Linked DNA regions of Homo sapiens: region 2 is linked to region 1. A link is an interaction called in ENCODE POLR2A ChIA-PET data of the cell type or tissue named here. Cell type or tissue: PC-9. All regions are shown on one strand. Links, peaks and the distances in the headings refer to the core of each region. The heading gives the core; the rest is flanking DNA. Region 1 has its middle 13 kb from the start of PAQR8. Region 2 overlaps EFHC1 (EF-hand domain containing 1).

The links. ChIA-PET counts read pairs that join two places held together with the same protein. Peaks named below come from ENCODE experiments on the same cell type or tissue, not always from the same donor. Only the 100,000 strongest peaks of a DNase experiment are listed, where the experiment ranks them.
Region 2: POLR2A ChIA-PET joins it to region 1 with 8 read pairs; 1 of 35 experiments calls an interaction of 5 or more read pairs at or near these places.

Annotation. Positions count from the first base shown.
Region 1 is chr6:52,346,813-52,351,213 of GRCh38, reverse strand. No RefSeq gene overlaps it. Among named protein-coding and RNA genes, the nearest start is that of PAQR8, 13 kb to the left of the region's middle. In PC-9, for the core only: no CTCF peak of the experiment used is centred there; no DNase peak of the experiment used is centred there; H3K27ac peaks cover 285 bases.
Region 2 is chr6:52,452,466-52,456,866 of GRCh38, reverse strand. EFHC1 (EF-hand domain containing 1) reads right to left here. Exons shown (of 11, transcript NM_018100.4): 4 at 4,030-4,179; 5 at 2,580-2,772. Among named protein-coding and RNA genes, the nearest start is that of EFHC1, 34 kb to the right of the region's middle. In PC-9, for the core only: no CTCF peak of the experiment used is centred there; a DNase peak (open chromatin) is centred at 2,136; H3K27ac peaks cover 1,136 bases.

The DNA of each region.
Region 1 (4,401 bases), core at 118-4,117:
AAGGTTACTGTGGCTGAAGAGCAAACACCAGATCCAAGAGGTATTCATAATTAAAGGCAAAGTCAGTAGCATTTGGTGGCTAATTATAGGTAGGAAGCTGGATCCTATGCTGTGCATTCATATAGATTTCCGTATTTTCCATGTCGTAGTTTTTTATCTCACTATGTTGGAATTTCTTATTAAAGCCTTCTCCATGACAGCTAAAATCATGTGAATCTTGTTCACGGCTATGCTCCCAGGACAAAGCACACTGCCTGATAGATACAAGTCTTTTAAAAAGTTAGCTAAATGTATAAACAAACAAATAAATGAGATGAAGAATTACCTGCACATAGAAGGCCTAAGTGACTGGTGGTTAGGGAAATTACCAACTAACAGAGGAAGTAGAGGAGGAAAAGGAGATTTGATTCAAAAATTGCAGTTTCATTTTGGTCATGTTTTATTTGAGGTATCTATGGGGTCACCAGGGAAAATACTCAGCTGCAATTGAAGACTGGGGCGAGTTCTGGTCTGGTATGATAGATGAGGAGGTTGTTAGTGGACATTCATAGCACAGGTATAAGTAGGACAAGTACAGGTTGAGAGGGTAAAAAAAGAAGACAAATGACAAAGAAGTTACTTCTTTTTTTTTTTTTTTTGAGACAGAGTCTCGCTCTGTCGACCAGGCTAGAGTGCAGTGGCGCGATCTCGGCTCACTGTAACCTCCGCCTCCCAGGTTCAAACGATTCTCCTGCCTCAGCCCCCCAAGTGGGTGGGACTATAGGCATGTGCAGCCATGCCAGGCTAATTTTTTGTAGTTTTAATAAAGATGGGGTTTCATCGTGTTAGCCAAGATGGTCTCGATCTTCTGACCTTGTGATCCGCCTACCTCGGCCTCCCAAAGTGCTGAGATTACAGGTGTGAGCCACTGCGCCCAGCCCAAATAAGTTATTTCTTTTTTTTTTGAGATAGAGTTTCGCTCTTGTTGCCCAGGCTGGAGTGCAATGGCATGATCTTGGCTCACTGCAGCCTCTGCCTCCTGGGTACAAGTGATTCTCCTGTCTCAGCCACCATGCCCAGCTATTTTTTTTTTTTTTTTTTGGAAACAGAATTTCACTCTTGTTGCCCAGGCTGGAGTGCAATGGCACGATCTTGGCTCACTGCAACCTCCGCCTCCCAGGTTCAAGCGATTCTACCACCTCAGCCTCCCGAGTAGCTGTGATTACAGGCATGTGCCACCACACCCGGCTAATTTTGTATTTTTAGTAGAGATGGAGTTTCCCATGTTGGTCAGGCTGGTCTCGAACTCCTGACCTCAGGTAATCTGCCCGCCTTGGCCTCCCAAAATCCTGGGATTACAGGCATGAGCCACCGCACCCGGCCTATTTTTATTTTTTTATTTTTTTGTATTTAGTAGAGACGAGGTTCCACCATGTTAGTCAGGCTGATCACAAACTCCTCACCTTAGGTGATCCACCTGCCTTGGCCTCCCCAAGTACTGGGATTACAGGCGTGTGCCACCGTGCCCGGCCCAAAGAAGTTATTTCTAACCAGAAGGCTGGCAAGTTATTTTGGTTTTGTCACTTTTTTATTTCTATGGAGTTATAATTCACATACCATAAAATTCACCTGTCTTTTTTCTTTTTAGAGACAGAGTCTCACTCTGTCGCCCAGGCTGGAGTACAGTGGCACAATCATAGCTCACTGCAGCTTTGATATCTGGGGCTCAAGGGATCCTCCCATCTTAGCCTCATGAGTACCTAGAACTGGAGGTGCACACTACCACACCCAGCTAATTTGTTCACAGAGATGAAGTCTTGCTGTGTTAACCAGGCTGGTCTTAAACTCCTGTGTCAAGTGATCCTCCTGCCTTGGCCTCTAAAGTGCTGGGATTACAGGCATGAGCCACCATGCCCAGCCAAAATTCACCATTTTTTAAGCGTCTAATTAAGTGGGTTTTGGTATAATTAGAAGGTTGTACAATGGTCATCATTATCTAATTCCAGAATATTTTTGTCATCCTCAAAAGAAACCCCACATCCATTAGCAGTCACTCTGCATTCCCTGTTGCCCCTAGCTCCTGGCAACCACTAATTATGCTTCTGTGTCTGTGAGTTTGCCTATTGTGGATATTTCATACAAATGGAATCATATAATATGTGGCTTTTGTGTCTGTTTCCACTTAGCATAACGTTTTCAAGCTTCATCCATTTTGTAGGGTGCATCCGTACTTTATTCAGAAGACTGGTGTTTAACTTTTAGCAAAAGTTTTTGCATTCCCATCCTTGACTTAGAAGGCTTTCCCACACCTTTAGAGTACATCCTTCAAAATCCAAATGGAGGAATGTCTCTTTATTAATCCATAGAATTTGGAAAATCTTTATGCTGAAAGGAGCTGTAGAAAGCATCCTCAGCTGCTCCCTGAAGGCGTCCCTGACTAGTCTAGCCACAGGAAACTCTTTTCTGACTCCTAGGGCACTCGCTGTGTAGGCTATACAATTAAATGCCTAGTTCTGTAAATGTTCACTGTGTCTGACTTCTCAAATCAGTGTGAAAACTTCTGGGGGCAGAGTGTAAGAGGTATCTTATGCTGTATTTTTCCTTTATTGTTTGCAATACTTAGCACACTATTGTATGGAACTCTTACCTATAATCAAATAAAAACCAAAATGGCACTTAATCCCTCTAATTGCTAAAAAGTTTCCAGGAACATTATTACTTCATTTTTTAAAAGGGTTGACTGTTTCTTTCTTATACTCTGTAATGTACTCTTGGATTCTTCCTTATACTCTTGGATTACTGCTCAATTCACAACAATTATTCTCCATTTTCTGAAAATTGGTCCTCTTTTTTCCTCATCCCAGGCTGATATTTAGCTAGAATGCCCTGGTCTGGCTCTGGAACCAGTGGATTGTTAATGGCTTGTGTCCATTCTCAATGGTTCTGCCCATAACATACCAATTGTTAAAACTGTCAGTATCCCTCCTATGCCACCATCCACATAGTAATATCAACAGGATCCTAGCCTTGTCACAGTTAGATTGTCCAAGTAAGGGTACCTGGCCCAAGCTTTGCCAATTAGATACCCTTCAAGAGGAATTTGGATTAGGTTCATCCTTGCTATGTGATATTTTGAACAACAACAACAACAACAAAAAGTAAACTCAGGCGATGTTGGCAGCATGCTAACTGGAAAACCAGGTGAAACTTGTCTCAGCAGATGACAGAGATAAGAGAGTGAACTAGTTCTAAAGAGAAGAGCAGCTGCAAGAGATGAATCTAAATTCTTAGGGGCATTCAAGTCCCTGCTTCCATTCATTCTGGCAAGCTGGCTGTATCTCTGCCCTTGACTTCCATTACATGCCCATGTATCTTTATGTGTTGAGCTAATGTATTGAGGTACCCATATTCTTGTTTATTGGAGGCAAAGAATCGGAAAGAAGAAGAGCTATTTGTTTTATCCATTCTCCTTCACTGCCTCCTCTGACCATTTCACCAACCCCCAAACACTTTCACCCAGACCGATGTTCCCCTGGTATGCGTCTTTGTAGTTATAGCAGTTGTTAAATACTTTGAATAGCATCCCTTCTCAACCCTTGACCCCTGCACCTACACACACCCTATCCTACATGCTCCTCCCAGCACAATGAGATGGAAGAACAGAATTAGATCTTGTTTGAGCCAAAGAAAATTTACTAATGTCCCATTCCTTGCAAACTAGAGTTTCTAATAAACATCTCTTTTGATCTTTAGCTAGCTCGAGTTTCTGTTGCCAATAACCAGAAGAGTTAAAAGCATTCAGAATGCTTTTAATATAGGCATAAAGATTTTTAAAAATAGAGTCAGAAGAGACGTTAGAAGTCACTTTGTCATTTGACAGATGAGGAAACTGAGACCCAGAAAGCTAAAGAACCTGGTCTGATAGCACACAGATGTGTCAGAGTGAAGACTGAAGGGCTTCTTATATTCACTCTAGAGGCCTGTCCCTTCAATACTCCCTCCTTCTTAGTCTCATACCCCCAGCATCATGGAAATCTGGAATATTCTTGCATTATTTAATGGCAAATATGAATTGGTGTTTGTGCTATTTACCCTGATTATTGTCACTAGTAAGGAGGGTATAACTGCATTTTAGGGAGTGTGTGTGATTTTTTTGAATCAAATCTTGTTGAATTTTTAGGAGATTTTGACTGTGGCTGACAAGTGAGAATTTCTACATGCTGTGGCATAGTGGTTTAATTTGGTAATTGTTAAATAAAGGCAACATTGAACTGGATAGGACACATTAGGAGGATTTTCTGCTCTTTGTTTTTGTTATTACCAAGTCCTCTGACCATCTCTACCTAATAACCCCACCTTAGTGTGACATACCCAGCAACTATCTACTCTTTGCCTTATGGTTTCCACTGCCACTTACCCCTT
Region 2 (4,401 bases), core at 219-4,218, 110 kb before region 1:
CTCCGCTCACTGCAGCCTCTGTCTCCTGGCTTCAAGCAATTCTCCTGCCTCAGCCTCCTAAGTAGCTGGGACTACAGGCACCTGCCACCATGCCCAGGTAATTTTTGTATTTTTTAGTAGAGAGGGGGTTTCACCATGTTGGCCAGACTGGTCTCGAACTCCTGACTTCAGGTGATCCTCCCACCTTGGCCTCCCAAAGTGACGGGATTATAGGCTTCGGCCACAGCGACCAGCCTGTTTCCTACTTTTTAAAAGAACCCTATATATGCCACCAGGCTGCCTCTCCATGCAACTTTGATAAAAAATTTTTAATTGGGAAATTATAGAAGAGGATAATTATATATTAAGTTTTCAATATAGGTCACATTGATAAAGCAGAGACAAACCTGGAATCTGTCATTTAAAGGGATTTAGTTTCAGTGAGACTTTTCATGCCACCCTGAATATATTCCTATCCATTTTCTTTATCTATTGTAAATCTAATGTTTGTTAGCTCCGAACTGCATGGATTTCAGGCTTGTTTAAGCATTCTGAAAGGCCAAAATTACTATATTAGTCCCATTGTCATTGAACTCTAAGACGGTTCTGTAGAGAACTGATTATAAGAATATGTATAGTAGGTAGAAGCCAAACTATGTTGAACTAGGGCACAGATCCAGTTGTTTCTATTTGAGAATACAAGCTGAATTAGCAGTATTTTCATTTTTTTAAAAAAATATATAACATAAACTTTCCTAATTCTAAAATGATGACAATTTTCACTCCCTTTTATCCTTTTCCCCAATCTCATTCTCCTCTCCTCACATGCAATCATTCTAATGCAGCTATGTGACTGAATGTGTCCTACGTGTACTATGTTTTGCATGTGTTATAGCATTATATATCTAATTTCATGTATTTTTTCCTACACAGCACTATGTTTTTAAGATCCATCCACTTGCTTTCTGTGTACATCTTGTTTACTGCTTCTAACTACTGTATATTAATCAAAATGTACCTTCACTACATTTTTGCTTATCCATTCTCTCAATGATGGAAACCTCCAACTCCTTGCCCACAAATAATACTGCATTTTTCATAAAAAAGCACTGTGCAAGTGAAGCAATATGTACAGACACGTTGAATTTAGCCTCAGACTACACATTTATTTATAACCTCTAATGTAGACAAACTTCTTGCTCAATACCTGAAATTTCTTTTTCTTTTTTTTTTTGAGATGGAGTCTCACTCTGTCACCCAGGCTGGAGTGCAGTGGCACGATCTTGGCTCGCCACAACCTCCACCTCCCGGGTTCAAACAATTCTCCTGCCTCAGCCTCCTGAGTAGCTGGGACTACAGGTGCACGCCACCACGCCCAGCTAATTTTTTGTATTTTTAGTAGAGATGGGGTTTCACCATGTTAGCTAGAATGGTCTCGATCTCCTGACTTCATGATCCACCTGCCTTGGCCTCCCAAAGTGCTGGGATTACAGGTGTGAGCCACCGTGCCCAGCCCCAATACCTGAAATTTCTTATATCCTAATTCCCAAAAAATATAGTAAAAAGAAAAAAAAATCAGTGAACACATTTACAGAATCCTGTCAGCCACCCAAACATAAGAGCTATCAGTCATTACATGTGACCAAGATGACATTATTCTAAGAGAAATGTAAAAACTACTAAGACAATAACTAAAGCAAGCCTACTCATCCCAGGAAACAGTGAACAGCAGGTATTTGCTGCCATTTTGTTGCACTGCCACTCTCAAATATGGTAGGTAACTTTTTTTCTTTTTCTGGAGATAGGATCTCACTGTTGCCCAGGCTGGAGTGCAGCACCACAATCACAGCTCACCGCAGCCTCGACCTCCCAGGCTCAGATGATCCTCCCACCTCAGCCTCCCAAGTAGCTGGGAATACAGGTGTGCGGCACCAAGCATGGCTAATTTTTGTATTTTTTGTAGAGAGGAGGTTTCATCACGTTGCCCAGGCTGGTCTCAAACTCTTGGGCTCAAGCAATCCACCCGCCTCAGTCTCCCAAAGTGCTGGGATTACAGGAGTGAGCCATCATGCCCAGCCCATGCTAGGTAATTTTAAACCAGTAAAGAATGAGCTGGGTTTGACACAATGGACCTCACCTCTATGAGTCACAGACATGCCTTTTCCAATCTCAAGTTAAACCACATAGAAACTTCCTGTTTAGGAAGTAGTTGAAGTGAGAAGCAAAGTCAGGAAAGCATATAAAGAAAAGCTAAGCTTTCATTCATATCCTTGAATGAAAACAAGCCTGTTTGAAAAATGCATTAAAAATCTAATATTAAATTGTTTCAGTTCAGAAACCTTGCTCTGCTGCACTTTAAATAAATCTCCCACTGTTGTTTTGGTTTTGTTTCCTTGACCTGGGTACCAGACTGTCTTGGGGGCACGCCTGGACCGAGGGGCAAGTAAAGGAGGAAAGCTGTGGGAAGCCATTTTCTGAGCATCTAAGCAAAAATAGCTAGAGGCTTCCAAGTATAAACGAATTTTGCATACTGATTAAGTAACTCCTTTAAGAACCTAAAAACATCCCAAGTAACAGAGAATAAACTGAATCAAACATACTTGCATTTTCCACCAAAACTTTGGGCACACGCTGGCGGTTCATTAGGAGTGGGAAAGGATCTCTCCCATCATTCCGTTCGTGGACCTCTCGAATTTCCACCGTATCATCCATAAGATAGTAATGAATGATGTAGGTCCGACATTCACCATACATGCTGTCTGTATCATCCCAGATTGCATAGAATCGAAGGACCTTTGAAGAATCCAAAGTAGTGACTCAAGAATCCTAAAAGTAGGGAGTTCAACTTGGCTACTTTGGCAATTATGTATCAACGATGGAAAGACTAGCTGGAAAGACTATGAAGTAATTTCAGATGGGGTAAATTGAAAAAAAAAGAAATATTCATCAAACATACTAAAACATCTGAAATTATGTACTATATGTCAGCAGCTGGAAAGAATTAAATAATAGGATTATAAGTTTGTGCCAAAAAAGAAGAGCTCACTTTGATCCAAAATATTAGTCAGTGAAAGAGAAGCTAAATTAAAAGAGCAATGAAGTTCTTTACATAGTGGTATATATATATTAATAAAGGTACATGTGAATATGGTTTATATATAATTAGTGTAGAAAAAATTTTTATTTATTAACCAGTCTTTTTTTGGTCCCATCAACACATATCTTCTAGCAATAATATAAACACAATCTTTTTTTTTTTTTTTTTGGCTAGGCTTCTTCAAATCGTGGGAATAAACACAATCTTTAAATACAAAATAATAACAGATATATGACTGATATGAACAAAATCCTTAAAAGACCATGCTAGTGCTAGTTTACATTTTCTGAACTAAAAGGGGTTAAATGTCTAAAGAAAAGGAGCAGCAAAGAAGCACTGAGGGTGATCTCTTCCTTTTCTTTCTCCCTTTAGTACAGAAAGGGAAGGATTTAAATCTGCTTATACACATCAGCTCACAAGGGAGAGGATTAGGAAGGTTGGAACAGAGTTGGAAAATGCTCAGAACATTCTGGACTCCAATATTAATATAACATTTAACAAGGAAGCATCTGTAGTGGGGCTTCTGTGAAATTAAACATTTTAACATTACAACCTACATGTATGCATATTTGTGAAATTTCCTAATAATCGATTTATGGTTTCACAAAGGAGTCTATGAAATTAGCTCATTTTAAGGGAAAGAAATTGTCAATTGGAAACGTAAGGTGGGAAGCAGATGTAGCTCAGGAATTGCTTTGAGATTTAAATGTTTGGTGAGGTTCACAAAACAACTCCGCAACTCCACGATCTTCTTTGGATCTCCATATGAAATGTAGGCATTCCTGTACCTGTAACCCTTGATGAAAGCAGAAAGACAGTACTGTGTCCAAACAGTTCAATTATAGCTGTAATGTTTCAAAATAGTTACCAATACAGCTACCCAAACCTTTTGCCAATAAATGTAGGTCACATTTGGAAATAAGTAAGCCTATTGTGGTTCCTATGTCACTTACCTGTTTGTCAAAGGTGAGAAATTGCTTGAGTTGATCAAAGTCTGATGGGGTGACATACTTACGAAGAGGCTGTTTTCGGAGTTCAGTGTAAGGATCAAGAGCCATCTTCTCTGGTGGATTTAACTCAATTCCTTGGCTTTCTAAAAATACCTAAATAATTGAAAGTTAACAATGATCATCTTTCTTGGAGCTTTTCAGAGTAAGTTATAAACTGATTATATAAAAATAAGTGTATGGGCCAGGCACTGTGGCTCAGGCCTACAATCTCAGCACTTTGGGAGGCTGAGGTAGGAGGACTCCTGAAACGCAGGAGTTCACAATCAGCCTGAGCAACATAGTGAGACCCTGTTTCTACAAAAACATTTAAAAGTT